Regions from separate parts of the Mus musculus genome. Here region 1 is linked to region 2. Evidence: chromatin contacts called from ENCODE Hi-C or POLR2A ChIA-PET data. All regions are on one chromosome and are shown on one strand. Each heading gives the region's core, a stretch centred on a gene start or an enhancer-like site at or near the end of the contact. The rest is flanking DNA. Distances are from core to core; before and after follow the strand shown.

Region 1 (7,459 bases), core at 4,371-6,870, 42 kb before region 2:
ACTCAAATAGCAACTGATAAATGTTCTAGGAAGAGCGAGTCCGTGAATTAAAATGGGCAGAGGCAAGGGTGGGTCAAGGAGGTGAGAGGGGTGGAGGGCTGGAGATGAGCTGGGTGGTGAGGGCGTGAGGTGAAAGGTTCTGATGATGGAGGTGCTGACGCTGACAGTGGTGGAGCTGGGGTGCTGACTGGGGTGTAAATGGGGATGATGGGGATGATGGGGGTGATGGGAATGATGGGGGTGATGGGTATTCTATTGAGTCTGGAGAGATCCCCACAGCAGAGATGCTGGAGGTGGTGATGGCAAAGCCAGAAGCAGTGTAGAAGTGGAAATATGACACTATCGTGGTTGTGGTAATCATGGGAGCAGCCACTGAACCTGGTGACTTAGTCTGATTCCTGTTGCTTTAACAAAATACCACAAAGTGAATAATAAATATAAAGATTAGAGATTACTTAGAGACTGAGAAGCCCAAGAACAGAGTGCCTACAGCCAAGGAAAAAAAAAGGTTCCAGAGCCAATGGAAGGAAGACTGTTGGCGCAATGCCTGTGACTGGAACCTACTGTACCTGCCGGCTGAAAGACACTGATGCTCAACCCTGCCCCAAACCAGAAAGCTGTGCAAGCTGGGGTCGGGGAAGGACTTTTGTGAGGTCTCGCTTTTATTCTGCTTCTTAGCCTCCACTCTGCCTTCTATTATTGAAGCCCAAGGACTAGGAACTTGGATAGTGAACTAAAGCTCTCTCCCACCTTGGTTTCTGCAAAGTTATGTCTGTTTCATAGAATAGAAATACAAGTAAAAGGATACCCAGGCTTGGGGACCTGATGCCTCAGAGTCCAGCAGGCTAGAGAGACGTGACTTGCTAGAGTCCACAGGTAGCTCCATGGAATGTGTGTTGGAGACTGGAAGACAAGAGGCCATCTTGGGCTGGACTCAAGAAGACATTGTTTGTTTGTTTGTTTGTTTTTTGAGACAGGGTTTCACTGTGTAGCCCTGGCTGCCCTGGAAGTCGATCTGTAGACCAGGCTGGCCTCGAACTCGGAGAGATCAGTCTACCTCTGCCCCTCCAGAATGCTTGGATTAAAGGCGTGCGCAGTGACTGTCCCGTTTCTGAAAATATTGTTGACGCTGGGAACTTGGATCAAGGTGGTAAACTCTTGAGAAGATCTTTAACCATACAGACAACATGGCGGTCCCCTATTTCTGAAAGAGCGGGCCCAGATGAAGTGTGAGACTCCAAGTGTTAGGTGCACTGCTCTAAGCATACCTCCCATCTTGGCTTTCTAGCCAAGCTCATTCCTGCCCCTCTCTCATGTTTGCCTGTTGGGCCAGAATCCTTTCACTAAATGCCCAGCTCATGGTCAGACCTGCTACAAAGCCCAGAGAGTATTCCCAAGACACACAAGGTCCCAGAAGCCTTCACACTTCCTTCTGCCTCAGAACTGTTTCTGCCAGAGGCCACTCTGTTAAGCACTTTGCTTCCCAGGAAGGACTTCTTTAGTGGTTGCTCCCACCTCTCCCAGCAGCACAGGCCCAGAAGAAAGACACTAAGTGTGAAGGAGCGAGTGAATTTCACCCCTGAAAAACGTGAGGCCTGCACTGACCTGGGATCTGATCTCTAGGCCCCCAGCACATTGATCACCCTGACACCAAGGTCTAGAAAGGTCCCTCAGAACAGAGCTCACATCTACCTAACGTCTCCCAAGCCTTCATAATAAAAGACCTTTCAGAGACTCAGAGTGGAGCAATACCCAACCTTAGAGACTGAAATTCCAGTCTAAGAAAAAGTTTGACTGAAAACTGGGTAGTGGGGCATGCCTACAATCCCAGCACTAAGGGAAATGGAGGTAAGGTTAGGAGTTCAAGACCAGTCTGGACTATGCGGCACCCTGAAGAGGAGTGGGGTCGGGGAGAGAATAGTTAATAGTTAACTGCAAAGAGTTTTGTCTTTATAACTGCCAAAATATTTAATACTGTTGATATTTCAACCCAAATTCAAAACATATTCTGAGACCTTAGGAACATGGAAAGCGGTTTAGTAGAGAAACATGGTCTGAATTGACAAATCAATTCATAAGAAGAGTAAACGCACTGGAATTTGGATCCCCAGAACCCACGTGGCAGCCAGGTGGGCATAGTGGCCCTCCCGTAATCCCAGTGCAGATAGACAAAGGCTCAGCAAAGCAAGCTAGCTAGCCAGATTAGCCAACACTGGGAGCCTCAAGTTCAGCAAAAAACCCTAGCTCAATATAGACGGACTGCAAGTGAGGACACCTGATGTCCACCTTCAGACTTCACACACGTGATCACACACATTCCCACACACATTTGAGAGCCCACACATGCACACATACACACCACACACATATATACTCAGGAAAAAATCAAAACCGTAATGCCTGGGAGGAATTTGTGAGTCAATGTATGGAAAAGCACAAACCTGTCTTGGTGAAGGTAACCCTTTCCCATCTCCTTAGAAGGGTTTCACTTTGCTTTCCAAGTCCTGTAGCCCAGCTTCGTCTGTATCACTGCCCAGTAGCCCTTCAGTCCCTACCCTCTCTCAGGAGAATTTTTCCCAAAATCTACTTCCCACTTTGAGCAATACTGAACTGAAATGAGGGCAGCCACGAAGCATCCCATCTCTCTCTCTCTCTCTCTCTCTCTCTCTCTCTCTCTCTCTCTCTCTCTCCCTCTCCCTCTCCCTCTCCCTCTCCCTCTCCCTCTCCCTCTCCCTCTCCCTCTCCCTCTCCCTCTCCCTCTCTTTCTCCCTCTCTCTCTCTCCTTCTCCCTTACACTTCAACCCTAACTGGCCTTTACTGTTCCTTCCTGCACGGGTCCCGGCTCCCAGGCTCCTTCTTCGGAACCTGATGGACACCATCAGTTATCTATACCCCACCCCACCCCACCTTCGCCACGACTAAGTTCAGGTGGGTCCCAGCATAACGCATGCACACGCACAGGCTCACGCGCACGTGCTTCTCGACTCTGCTCCCACACCATTTCCCATGAGCTTTTATCTCCAAGCCACCTCCTTCTAACAAACTGCCATCAACCTATGGACCTCTTCACTCCAACTCTGTCAACAGTGAAGAAGGGAATATGATCCTGGCTCCCCTGGCTGGATCCTCTGTGTTCTCCAGGACTTCGCTCTTCCTACTTCCGGACCTCACCTATTCTCCAGAACACCGAAGGTCAGAAGGTCCATCTTTTTGCAGGCAGAGACTGCCCGAGCTCGTTAAGAAACCTGACCCACACTCTCTCCTTAGAGAAGGAAACCGAAGCTCCACGACGCCCCCAAGTAACTTCCCCAAGGCCACCCAGCAAACGAGCCGTAGAATTGCCTTTTATCGTGGAATCAAGAGCTTCCGGAAGTTTCCGGCTCTCCGGAACTTCTTCCTTCTGGTCAGGGTCCTTCTACTCGCAGCCCAGCCAGGTGCATATTAGCATAAAACATCCCTAGGTGGGACTCTTTCCGCCCTGGCGGCTCCCACGCCCGCGCCTGCTGCCGGGCTCTGGCCTCTGCCTGGGCACCGGCTCCTTGCCCGCTTAAGGTTCGAGCACCTGCCGGGAGGCGCGGGAAGCGCTCGCCCGGGTACGGTGCACCCTCCCTGGCTGGGCCCGCTGCCCGGTGCTCGCAGCGCTCCTGAATATGGGACGGCTTGATTGACCTTGGCAAGAGGCAGCCAAGCTCCCAGAGGCTTGCCCTCCCCATCCCCTCTCGGCGCTGGCGCCAGAGCTCTGGTTTCTTCCGCCACTACCTCTAGCGTGCGCCCAGACAGGATTTTGGGGAGGGGTCTTGGGAGGAGCCAAATCCGACCCCCCATTGCGTCCTGGCTGGCCCGAGATGAGCTAGTGTGAGCGTCTTCCTGCAAATTAAGTCGTCTCGGCACTCTCCATCCGGAGGGCACTGGGGCAGCAGTCGATGTCTCGGCGGACCCGCTGCTTCCTGAACCAATCCAAGCCAGCTCAGGGTCAAGAGGGGGGTGACAATTGGGCCCCTCACTAACTTGAATCTAGCTAGCTTCCAAAGGTTTCCAAGAAACCCTTCTCTTCTGCCCCATCAGCACAAACAGCCAGAGAACAGATCCAGTTCAGTGGTGCTATTTCTTCGGAGACGTCGGTGGTCCTTAGACAACGCCATCTCTCTGTTTTCCCACGTGTGAATCTGGGCAACAGTATTGTCTTGTTTGTTTGCCTGGCTGGCTTTCCTGAAGATCCACTAAGCACCCTCAAAGCACACCGCGGGGCCTTCGTATCCTCATCCAAAGGGCTTGGAGAACTCTGGGACAGTTCCCACCGCTTAACAAACGTTGCCTGTGTCTGTCGTTTTCTGTTAAAAGAACTTGAAGCCCTCGCCCTTTGATAGAAGGGGGATGAGAGAATGTAATATGCTTTAACGACTGAGATGAAGAATTTTGGAATATAATTGTATTCTGGGGAAGGGGTGGGGGAATCCTAAACTCCCAGATTTTCTCAGGAAACAAAACTCAAATGAAAGACCGGTTCCCAATGTCTGCTGTTTTACAAGCAATGTGGTTTGTTGTTGCTTAATTACAATCAGACCCATTTTATAGAGGGAACTGAGGCCTGTAAAGTAATGCTCCAAGATTACAGACTTCTAGAAACAATGGCGTTAGTGACAAAATCCACTCCTTGGCATCCTACGTTCTGTGCTTTCCTTCCGGCCTCTGAGCTGCCGTCGGGCATGCCTATTTTGCGCGCGTTGCCCTTTCTGTGTTTTCTCCTGTGCTTTATCGCTTTCTCCTTGGTACTGGTGATTAAAAAGTAAAAAAAGAACCAAAAAGTGTATGGCCTGCGTTACTGTGCTGAAGGAAACGGAATGGGGAGTGTTTAAACTGTCCCTGGGTTCAAAATAGGCAGGTTGTGGTGGGGGAGAAGGAGCCTGGGGGCCCAAGCAGGGAAAGTGAGATTCCAGCAGCTGGAGCCAATGAGTGTCTTCATAAGCCCTCAGATCCCCTCTGGCTGTAACCAGGAGAGCCTCAACACAAGCCCTTAAAACCCGGAACGGGGACAAATGTCACTCTCCTAAACATTGCACACTTGAGACCCTAGTCAGCTCCCAAAGTGTCCAGCTAGGGGCTTTGGGCAGGATGCTTGGCCCACAGGTGGCCCAGCACTAGGGTTGTGCCCTAGTGTGAGTAGATGTCTGGCAGACAGGGCACCTCCACGGAAGACAGACAGGCATTCAGAGGGTAAGGCTGGGAGACAAAGGTGGGGAGGAAGCGCTAAAATGGACATGGAACCCGGGGGGAGAGGCGGACAAGGGAACCATTCAGAGGGCCAGAGAGCAAAGGGAGGCCTCTAGGGAGAAAGGAGAGACAGATAGCAGGGAGAAAAGAGACAGGCAGGCAGGCAGAGGCAGGGGAGGAGGAGAGAGAAGCCAAGGGGAAGAGTGTGGAGGGGTAGCGAACTCAGGTCGAAACTCAGACCCGCGAACCGGGAAAAGAGAGCAGAGAAGCAGGGAGAGAGGGCCGCAGCAGAAAGGAAGGGTGCGGGGGAGGGGAGCGTAGCCGAGGGAGAGCGCAGGGAGGCGGGGGCCGTGAAGGATCGGGAGGGGAAGGGCGAGGGAGAGACGCCCAGGAGAGCTGAGGGGCCTGGCGGTGGGACTGCGTGCTAAGCCTTTCTCGGTTTTTGGGGGGGTGGGCGGCGGATCTCCGCCGAGATAACCCAGCCAAGCCCCCTGCTCCCCGTCCCAGCGAGGGGCCGCAGCTGTATAAATACCGGGGGTGGGGGAGCCGGGCTGCTGCCCAGGGGTCAGCGACACCGGAGAAGGCTTTGCTGTCATTAGCTAATTGAGCCCCAGATGTTAAGAAAAGGTTACATCCTCCTCCGGAGAGTTTTTCTTTTTAAACACTTTACACAGAGTCCCCGGCCAAAAATGTCCAGGAGGACGCTTCCCGCTCGGGCCTCCGCTCCCTCCCTGTGCAGCTTGTCGCGGGGGAATCCCAGTGGCCTGCCCGGAGGAGGGGCGGGGACCACCGGCGGCGGAGCCAGCCCGAGGGCCCGAGAGAAGGCGACGGGGAGCGGGGACCCAGGGAGCCCGGCTCGCGGACTCCTAATCCCACTGAAGGCTGCAGATCAAAGGCGCTGGTGCGCTCCCAGGGCGGGTGGGGGTGGGGCAGGAGGGCCAGCGGCCAAGCCGGGCTTCCAGGCTGAGGCTTCCAGGCCCAGGACTCAGACTGTCACTAGGGTGAGCTGGCCGGGCTGCCTCTAGCGCCTCTCAGAAAGTCGTCAAAGCGCCCCCACAGGGCTTTCACGGAACAGAAAAAGGGGGTGTGGTGCCTGTCTTGCAGAGAACAGAGCTATACATAAACCAGGCACTTGACAAGTATTCTTTCAATTAATCCTCACAGTAATCGAATGCTTTTAAAATCTTTATTATTCTTAGTTCATAAAAGAGGGAACAGAGTCCCAAAAGGTTAATAAAACTTTTGTCCTAGAACACTCACTTGCGTGGACAGAGCTGGAATTCAACTCAAGTACTCAGGGACACCTCCAGTTCTACAAACCCAGCCCCTTCCCTCTTCTTTCCCATCCCCTTGTTTTGTCCTTCCAATCCCCCTAGGCATCACAAGAAGCGAGCCACCCACCTGTGGCTCTGGCTCGTGGGGGAGGGAAGAGAGTGCGGTGCCAAGGGCGTGCCCATCGTGGCAACAGCTACAGGCTAAATGTGAAGGATGGGGCTGGGCAAACATGTGCCCGGGTTGAATCGCAGCTGAAAGAATGTTCATGCTCCCCCTCCCCAGAGGTGGGGCTCTCTTCTCAGAATAGAACCAAGCAAGTTGGAGCTGGAAGGGGCCTTCAAGAAGATGGGAGTCACCCTTCTTGTATGACAGATGTGGAAGCTGAGACCCAGGCAGTAAGTCCCACCCCACCCCATGCTGGGGGTGAGAGCAGACCCAGAGCGGTGGGACCAACACCCAAGGGAGGGTTTCCATCCCACTGTAGATATAAGGGAATGGAAACTGAGGTAGAGATTAAAATCAGAAAGGACCCAAGCTGGGGAAATCCATCCTACACCTTCAGGAATCAGACCCTGCCTCCACCTTGTTCCCCAAATGGCCTAAACACTGACGTCTTTGCAGAATGCCCTTTTGAGTGTGTGTGTGTGTGTGTGTGTGTGTGTGTGTGAGAGAGAGAGAGAGAGAGAGAGAGAGAGAGAGAGAGAGAGAGAGAGAGAGCTGGTGGCTCTTCTGGACTTTGAGGGTCTTATGATGCAAGATAGAGCTGGATCCTCAGACTCCCTTGGATTTCCTGGGGCCAGAGGTGCAGCTCCCCTCTGGGTGGGGCCAGAGGCCTTGTCCAGCTGCTCTGTCCCAGACCTGCACCTGCTTCACCAAGGATGGTATCTCTCTGTCAACGCTGTGGCCTCCCAGCTCAGCTCCACACCAACTCCGAAAGCCTCTTTCTCCCACTGTCCCCTTTCCCAGCCCCCAG
Region 2 (7,343 bases), core at 72-2,571:
TGTATGTGCCTCTAGACTGTGTTAGTGACCTGTGCCGGTGTTCCCTGTGGGTTCATGTCAAGTGGCGTAAGTGTGAGCTCTCTTGTCTGGGCCAGCCACACTCGGGCTGTTTGTTTGTCCAAGTTCAATTTCTTCCCAGTAGCAGTCTTAGTAGGTTTCACTGAGCCCACAGACAAGGCTGACCTTTTCCCGCCGCTGATGACTAGTAGCCACTCGGCTCAGGTGCTCCCCGGGTAAATCCCTGTTGGTGAGGGTTCAATGGAAACCTAAGCCCTCCAAAGGTCCTGCTGGAGGTGGGGGTGGGGTGGGTCCGAGAAGGTTTACAACAGACACACACACACCTCTTGTGTTGCTGGCACTTGAAAAACCATAAACAATGACAGGCCCCCCTGCCTCTCCACCCCCGCAGCCATCCCCTGACAAAGCGGGGTGCACACAATCACGCTTACTGTTAACTACAACGGGTTCCCAACCAGTGCAGCCCCCAACCCGAGGAGCTTCGCTTCACCCGCCCAAGCGCCCAGTCCCGCAGCCCCCCCGCCTTGATGCTGAGTCGCCCACATTTCCTCGCCTTCCAGAGGTGCGAACCCCCGAGGGTCTCGTTCCTCTGCTTTGACTGTAGGCTATCCCTTCCAAATGGAAAGAAGAAAAAAAAAAAAACCCGAAAAACAAAAAACAACCCACGGCCGAACTGCTGCTTTCGGGAGTCGGTGCTGAGTCCTGATGCTAGCAGTTTCCCCAAAGAGGGCTGCGGAGCCGGCTCGAGCCTAGAGTCTCCTTGGACGTGTGCTCAGCCCACGGCCCCACACTGCGGGGCTCCCCGGTAGCGCGCGGGACCCCGACGCCGCTCACCTTCCAGCGCCCAGCAGCCGGCGGGAAGCAGCAGCGGCAGCAGCAGCGGAGCGAGCAGCGGCAGAAGCCCCGGCGGCGGGCGGGCTCCGGCCATAGCCCGGGGCGCTCGGTTGGGGGGCCGAGCCGGGCCGCGCCGGCGGGGCTGGGGACGCCCGAGGAAGAAGGCTCGCGCACAGTCCAAGAGATCCCGTCAGGGAGGGGGAGCAAAGCAGACGGGCTGCTCTGTAACCGAGGTGTCGCCCAACCCGGGACTCCGGGTAGATGCCGGCAGGTCGTTCCCGCGGGAATCTGGACGGACCGGTCCAGGAGGATCCGGGGCGCTGGGTGGCTTGATGCCCAATGACTCGGGAAGCGGAGGGCGCAGGTGGTCGCAGGTTCTCGGGGCACAGTCCACTGAGGCCGAGCTCAGATCCCGGGATCCTTGTGCGCTCGCCGTCCGGGGTAGGAGCCGGTATCTGGCTGCGCCGCTCACGTACTCACTTCTGCTGGTCCTCGCGGTGGAGCGGCCGCTCTGGGCGAGAGGGGCAGGGCTACCTGCCTGCCCGTCAACACTCAGGCCACGCCCCCAGAGGCCGGCCGCCCACTCACAGACCGCCCAGCCAGCTGGTTCTGCTGCGAGAGCACTCTGCTGGAGTTCAGTTGGCCGCTCTTCCACCGAGCCCACCCTCGGCGTCCTGGGGCTTGCAGCAGGAGGAGCCATTGAAAAGATGAATTAGACTGGGCGGAGCCACACTGTCAGTCAATCGGGTAACCCCGCCCCTCTCTCCTATTGGCGATTAGTAACCAGCTCCAGTCCTAGACGGTGATAACCAGATAGAACGAGCTGGGGGCGCCCCCCTGTGGTTAGCAGACCCATGGGATTCTGTCAAGAGGCTTTTTTTCTTCCAAGCACATCCAGACCCAGGACAGGCCTTAGCGAGTAGGGAAAGGAATGTGGGGCGTGGGAATTACCCACCCCGGCAGAGCCCGCTTCAAGGGACGCTCAAGGGTTTATTTATTCGTCTATTCGATTGTGATAATTTATTAGAAAATATTTTTTGGGCACCCACAATGTTTCAAAGTGGCTAGAGCAGAGAAGCGTTTATTATCCCGGAGCCATGTGTTAACTGGTGGAGGTGGGTTTAAAACTCACAGCGGGGCTAACAAGCATTCCTGCCGGGAAAGAACCTACCTTTTCGAAGCACAATGTTAGGTCTAAGGAAACGGGATCTAAGTGACAGTATACAAGATGGATGAGTAATAGTGTATTGAGGATGGGAGGCAGTGCTCCGGGCAGAGAACATACACTTTTGTGTTAAGACCTAGAATCGAAGAAAAAAAATGTTCAGAATAAAGTTCAGAATCGCTTGAGTGCAGAGTTAGAGCGGAGAGAGGGTGAACCGGCTGAGGAGAAGTAGATGAGGAGGGGCCCGGAGGATACGATTTTGGACTCACAATGTAGCCTTTCTCTTGAAACAGGGGGACATTACATTATCAGATTGGCATGTCTGTCCTGGGAGGATGACAGGCAGAGACAGTGGTGGAATCCTGGGGGCTAGTGAAGGGGCCATGTAGTGGAAGGGAGGGTGGTGGCTTAGACCATGACTAGAAGGAAGAGCCAACAAGTTAAGTTTGAAGTGTATTTGTGCCTAGGTGAATGAGAGAGGTGCCGGGGTCGGAAACATCAAAGAGAGCCTCTAGGTTACTGTGATGGACTTCTGCCGGTTCACTTTTAGAACATTTACAAGGTGTAATAAACACCCTGAAACAATACCTCACACTTATTCAGGGTAGGTGTTATTATAGCCTCATTTTACAGACAAAACTGAAGAAAGAAAGTAAAAGAAAATACATAGACAAACTGGCGTGTACAAAGGCTTGGCAGCTTGCCCCAAGTTACAGGAGCTGAACCCAGGACAGTGTAGTTACAGACACTCTGCTTTATTAAAGAACTAAGGAGCACCTTAGCATGTGTTCAGAACCTCAAGCTGTCCCTTCCCACCTCACATGCTAGGATTCAGAGTATCTGCAATGTGGAGCTCAGGATTCTGTATTCTAACAAGTAGGTGGTTCTGATGTGTACTGAATTCTAAAGTCGTGACCACCATGCATCCTCTCATGGGCCTAAGGGGTGACCATCACTCCATGGTCCCTCAGAGCCTTCCGTACCTCCCCCCATGGTTTCTGGGCCAAAGAAGGAGAGTTGAGTTAGAGATGGGCTCAGAAACACGATAGACAGACTGACTTGTCCCTCTGATCAGGAAGCACCCTTAAGACTCCAGTTCAGACAAACCAAAGCAGGGTGGGGTAAGGTCATGGGTCCAGAGCCTAAGGGTATTGCTTTGAAAGAGCTTTGTCTCTCTGGGCAAGGCTGAGGTGGGTGTGGATGCATGAAGCTGGGGTGGGGGTTGCCTTATTCAGAGGCTCTGACCTATTGAGTTCTAAAAGCTTACAGAAAGCTCTAGTCCACCGGAGGTATCTTAGAAACCGTCATATCCAGTTCTCAGTTGTGGGACTGGAGATCCCAAGATGGAGAGCAGGGACTGCTTGCCCTATAGCCCTGGAGATCTGGTTGATGTTGACCATTGTGATTTTTAGCAGGTGGCCTGGGGGTAACACATCCCAATTAAAGCCTTGCTTATTGTAAGGCAGATCTGTGAGGCTGGCACTCCTGTTTACTCAACATCTGTGCCAGGCTTGGCCTCACCCTAGACAAACAGCCCACCAGGCGGCAGGCACCAAGCTCCTTTGTTCTTGGGTATGATAGCAAAAGCAGGTAATGGGGGCCTGTCCTCACCGGATGTTGGCACCATGGTTCCCACGGGAATGCTTCCTGACCTTAGATGTTGACAGACTGGAAAGCATCAAAGTTCTGATGGCAGCAGCAGCCAGTGGCAAAGGCTGATGAGCTGGCAACAAAGGGTTGGAGATGGGGGCAGATGGACATACTGGGACTGGAAATCAATATGCAGAAGGTCCCTCTTTCTCATGTTTCCAAGTTGAGATGCTGAGCAACCCAGCAACTGGGCTCTGGCCTAGGACTTTGAAGGGAAGAGGAAGAGCTCTGCTATGCTAAAACCATTTCTCTGACCACATCATTGTTTGCCGGGTTTGATTTTAGGAGAAAGCTTGATGCTCAGAAGCAACTTGGCAGGCCTGTGCATTCAGCAGCTGTGGGGTCTATAATAAGATGCTGAACTTTCTGAGCCCAAGAATCCATGTGAGGATAAGTGGGTGAAGGTCTTCTCTCCCTCTTGGGCTACTGTGATACTTTCACTAAGGAACCAAAAAAGCGGGGGCCCCCTCTGATAATGAATGCCCGGCTTCCAATTCTTTCTGCAGTGTCTGCAGACAATTAGAGGAATGTGTGCAACAGTTAATGACTCCAGGTTTCCTTTAAAGAGATAAGAAAGCTTCTGGCCCTGACTTGAGTTAGGGTGAAACAAAGAAAGAGAACTTGGGGCAGGAAGAAGTGGTGGGATTTGTTCAAGAAATGCTTCAGAGACGAGGAGCCCAGTGGGGAAACTGGTGTGAGAGCTGCTGTAGACGAGCCTGCAGTTGTACCAGATTGGTCCAACAATAGGGTAGACAGAGCCTTATTTAGTTAGGAGAAAAGGGAAGAACTTGGAGGTGAGGTTGATGCAGGAAGAGGATTGGAGATGGGGTGGGTGGGGACTGGTTTTTTGGGGGCAGGGAGTAGGGGTTTGTTTTGTATATACTGGCTGAATGTGGGAGGTCTGTCAGACACCCAATCCCACCTCCTCTACTGACCCCATTCCCTAGTCTTTGAACAGCCAACTCTGGTCTCCCTGGTAGTTAGTAGTCCTGCCTCAGGATTCTGACATTACTGTTCTCTCTGCCTGGTGCCCCTTCCTTCAGCTCTTCTCCAGAGCACTTCCATCTTAGCATTTGGATATCACCTTAAATGTCACCTGTCTGGCCCCTTGGGTTTTCTCCTCCTTTTCCACACCATGACTGTCTAGTCTATGACGTGATCTGTACTGGTTAAAACTACATTATTAATCATCAGTTTACACATATATTGTCTCCCCTGATAGAACAGAGCATAAGAACTTGTATTTGTCACTGATCTTCCAATGAAGACCAGTGTTCTTCATGAAGTACCTGCTCATTAACAACTTGCTAAATGATCAGTATATATGCAAGCACCAGGTAGTTTTAGCCATTTCTCTGGCCCAAACTGGAGGCAGACATTATTAATCAATCCCAGACTATTTTATCCATGTGATATTCCATACAGCTATTGCCAGTCTGCAGAAAACTGGCACATAAAGTTATAACCATCTACTATTCCTTCTTGCTTCTTGCACAGCTTTGCGTGAGTCTTTTGAAAGCTCAGTAGTCTCCATCCAATGTCTAATACAAGATGTAGGGATAACGTTTTCACCTCTCCTATTTACCTGGATCCCAGTCTAGACATTACTGTGTCTAAACAAGCATTATATCCAAGATGGGAGGCAGGCTGTAGTCTAATCATCCTCTTGAGTCACATCCACTTCCGGACTTTTCTGCTTTTCTGTTTTATCAACAACTCTCCTAAAGGAAAGGCCGAAGGGACTTTGATATGTAGTTCAAAAATCCCCTTATTTTTAGATAAGGAAAGAAAGTCAATGGAGCCACAAAGCCAACAGCACTTACCTGAGCTGCAGACCTGTCAATCAACTCCTCCTTCATATGGGACTAAGAAGAGAGGGCTGTTGCTCTAGTATACTCTAAGCGCTAGTAGGCAAACATTCTAGCTTCCTTGAAGGCTCAGAGCAGCTGGCCGTGGCTATTCCTAGTTTTTTTTCTCTCACTTCCTAATCATCCTTTCATAGGGTGAGAAAGGTGCAGCCCCTCCATCCACAGTAGCCTTTGGAAATCGTCTTGAGCTGTTATTCCAATGCCTGCTAAGGCCTCTTGGCAGCTTCTTGCCTTTCTCCCCTTCCCACCCAACCTGCCCGACCCTCACTGTTCTCTTGATGTTATTCTGCAGTGTTCCTTCTGAAGCTAGAGCTCCAGTTAGGCTTCCCTTGAGGAAAGGTAAAGGAGGAAATGGTGTGCTTGCGTATTGACAAAACCCTCTGTGCTCTTGGATAGAGGATCTTTAAACATCTTCCCGAGAGGGGACCGCTTTTGGGACCTTTGAGTCTGCCTGCACAGTTTGCAAGTGGTCTCTTTGTGTAGAGGAGTTCATTTTTCCCCCCTAGGAGCTATTTGAAGAAATATTGATGTTTGAAGGAACAGAAAGGCAGATCCTTGCTCAGAAGGACAGGGAGAACCCAGGGGGTCTCAAAGGTGCTAATTAAGGACCAATACCCACAGCCATTTGAGAAAGTTAAGAACTGGGAAAGACTCTTGGGCTTTTATGTTTAATTAGGAAGTAGGGAGAGCCAGGGCCTAGAGGGACTTTTTTAGAAAGACAGATTTTAGCATGATATTTAACGTTCAACCAGCTTATTGAACAGTTATCATGAGCCAGGTACAGAACTGCAACTATGAACCAGTAGACAAAGGAGTTTGTGTCAGGGGAGTGGGACGGGAGCGGAGGGAGAATGTGAGCGTTACGAGATAGGCATGGAACACCAGAGGAAAGAGGTTTAGACAGGGCGCCTGACCCAGTTGTCAAAGATAGCTCTGGTGAAGTCCAGGGAAGCCTCCTGGGGAAGGAGGCTGTAGAGAGAAACTTGACTGAGGCTGGGAAATCAGAGGGGGTGGTGATCAAGAAAGAGAGTAAGCAGTACAGCCCTCAAACCTAAAAGCACGCTGCAATCCCCTGGCAGGCTCTCAGAAAAAGAGCGCTCACCCCAGGGAATCTTCTCTGTGGCAGGGTCTGTGCACAGGTGCGGTTTTAAAGCTGCCCATTCTAATAATGGTGGGGGGGGGGGCAGGGAAAGGGGAACCATGGGGTTAGGGCTGGTGCTGGCCCCAGTAAAGTGCTTGCCACACAAGTATAAAGACCTGAGTTCATATCCCCAGCATCCGTGTAAAAGTCTGTGTGCCAAGGCAAGTACCCAGGATCCCATCACTGAGAGGTGGAGACCGGATCCCTAGGGGTTGCTGGTCAGCGAGTCGAGCCAATTGTGGAGCTCTAGGTCAGTGAGAGAATCTATCTCAAAAATTAAAGTGGAGGCAGCATTAACTTCTGGCCTCCCCAGGCATACACACATGAAAACACACACACACACACACACACACACACACACACACTAAAAGTCAACAGATAAGTACCAATCATAAAACACATGTTGTAAGGTAGGAGGTATGATTCAGATAGACACAGCAGTCAGTAGTGCGTTCTTTGCTTTAGGAACGTGCAGCTCAGAGGAGACATACAGGAAACCATGACAGCATGACAGACAGGCTCTAAAGCCTCAGGCAGAGCTATAACTGCTGGTGGGCCACTGCTTTGTAAAATAATGCCTGTAGAAGAGCTTTTAGTTTGTATTTCCTCTTCCTCCTTCCCCTCAGTGCTATTGTAGGAGCCTTTAAAAAAAACGTCTCCTCAGGAC

Evidence for each region. Hi-C counts contacts between places; a loop is a spot of excess contacts on that map. ChIA-PET counts read pairs that join two places held with the same protein, here RNA polymerase II (POLR2A).
Region 1: a loop to region 2 is called in a map of heart, with 3 times the contacts of the local background. The contact joins the enhancer-like site here to the promoter of Ephb3 in region 2. A Hi-C loop is called at or near these places in 13 of 37 maps with a recorded cell type or tissue (T-helper 2 cell, adrenal gland, gastrocnemius and 2 more). POLR2A ChIA-PET finds 5 or more read pairs at or near these places in 3 of 5 experiments (Patski and embryonic stem cell).

The regions. Positions count from the first base shown.
Region 1 is chr16:21,244,840-21,252,298 of GRCm38, reverse strand. It overlaps Gm16863 (predicted gene, 16863), which reads left to right. Exons shown (of 5, transcript NR_046162.1): 5 at 3,088-4,800. Among named protein-coding and RNA genes, the nearest start is that of Mir7680, 7.5 kb to the left of the region's middle. Within about 2 kb of position 5,620, at least 2 of the 3 ENCODE cell types and tissues checked have a DNase peak (open chromatin) inside an H3K27ac peak, as active enhancers do; they include gastrocnemius and heart, where a contact is called at or near this core.
Region 2 is chr16:21,198,773-21,206,115 of GRCm38, reverse strand. It overlaps Ephb3 (Eph receptor B3), which reads right to left and starts at 1,321. Exons shown (of 16, transcript NM_010143.1): 1 at 853-1,321. The coding sequence starts at 946.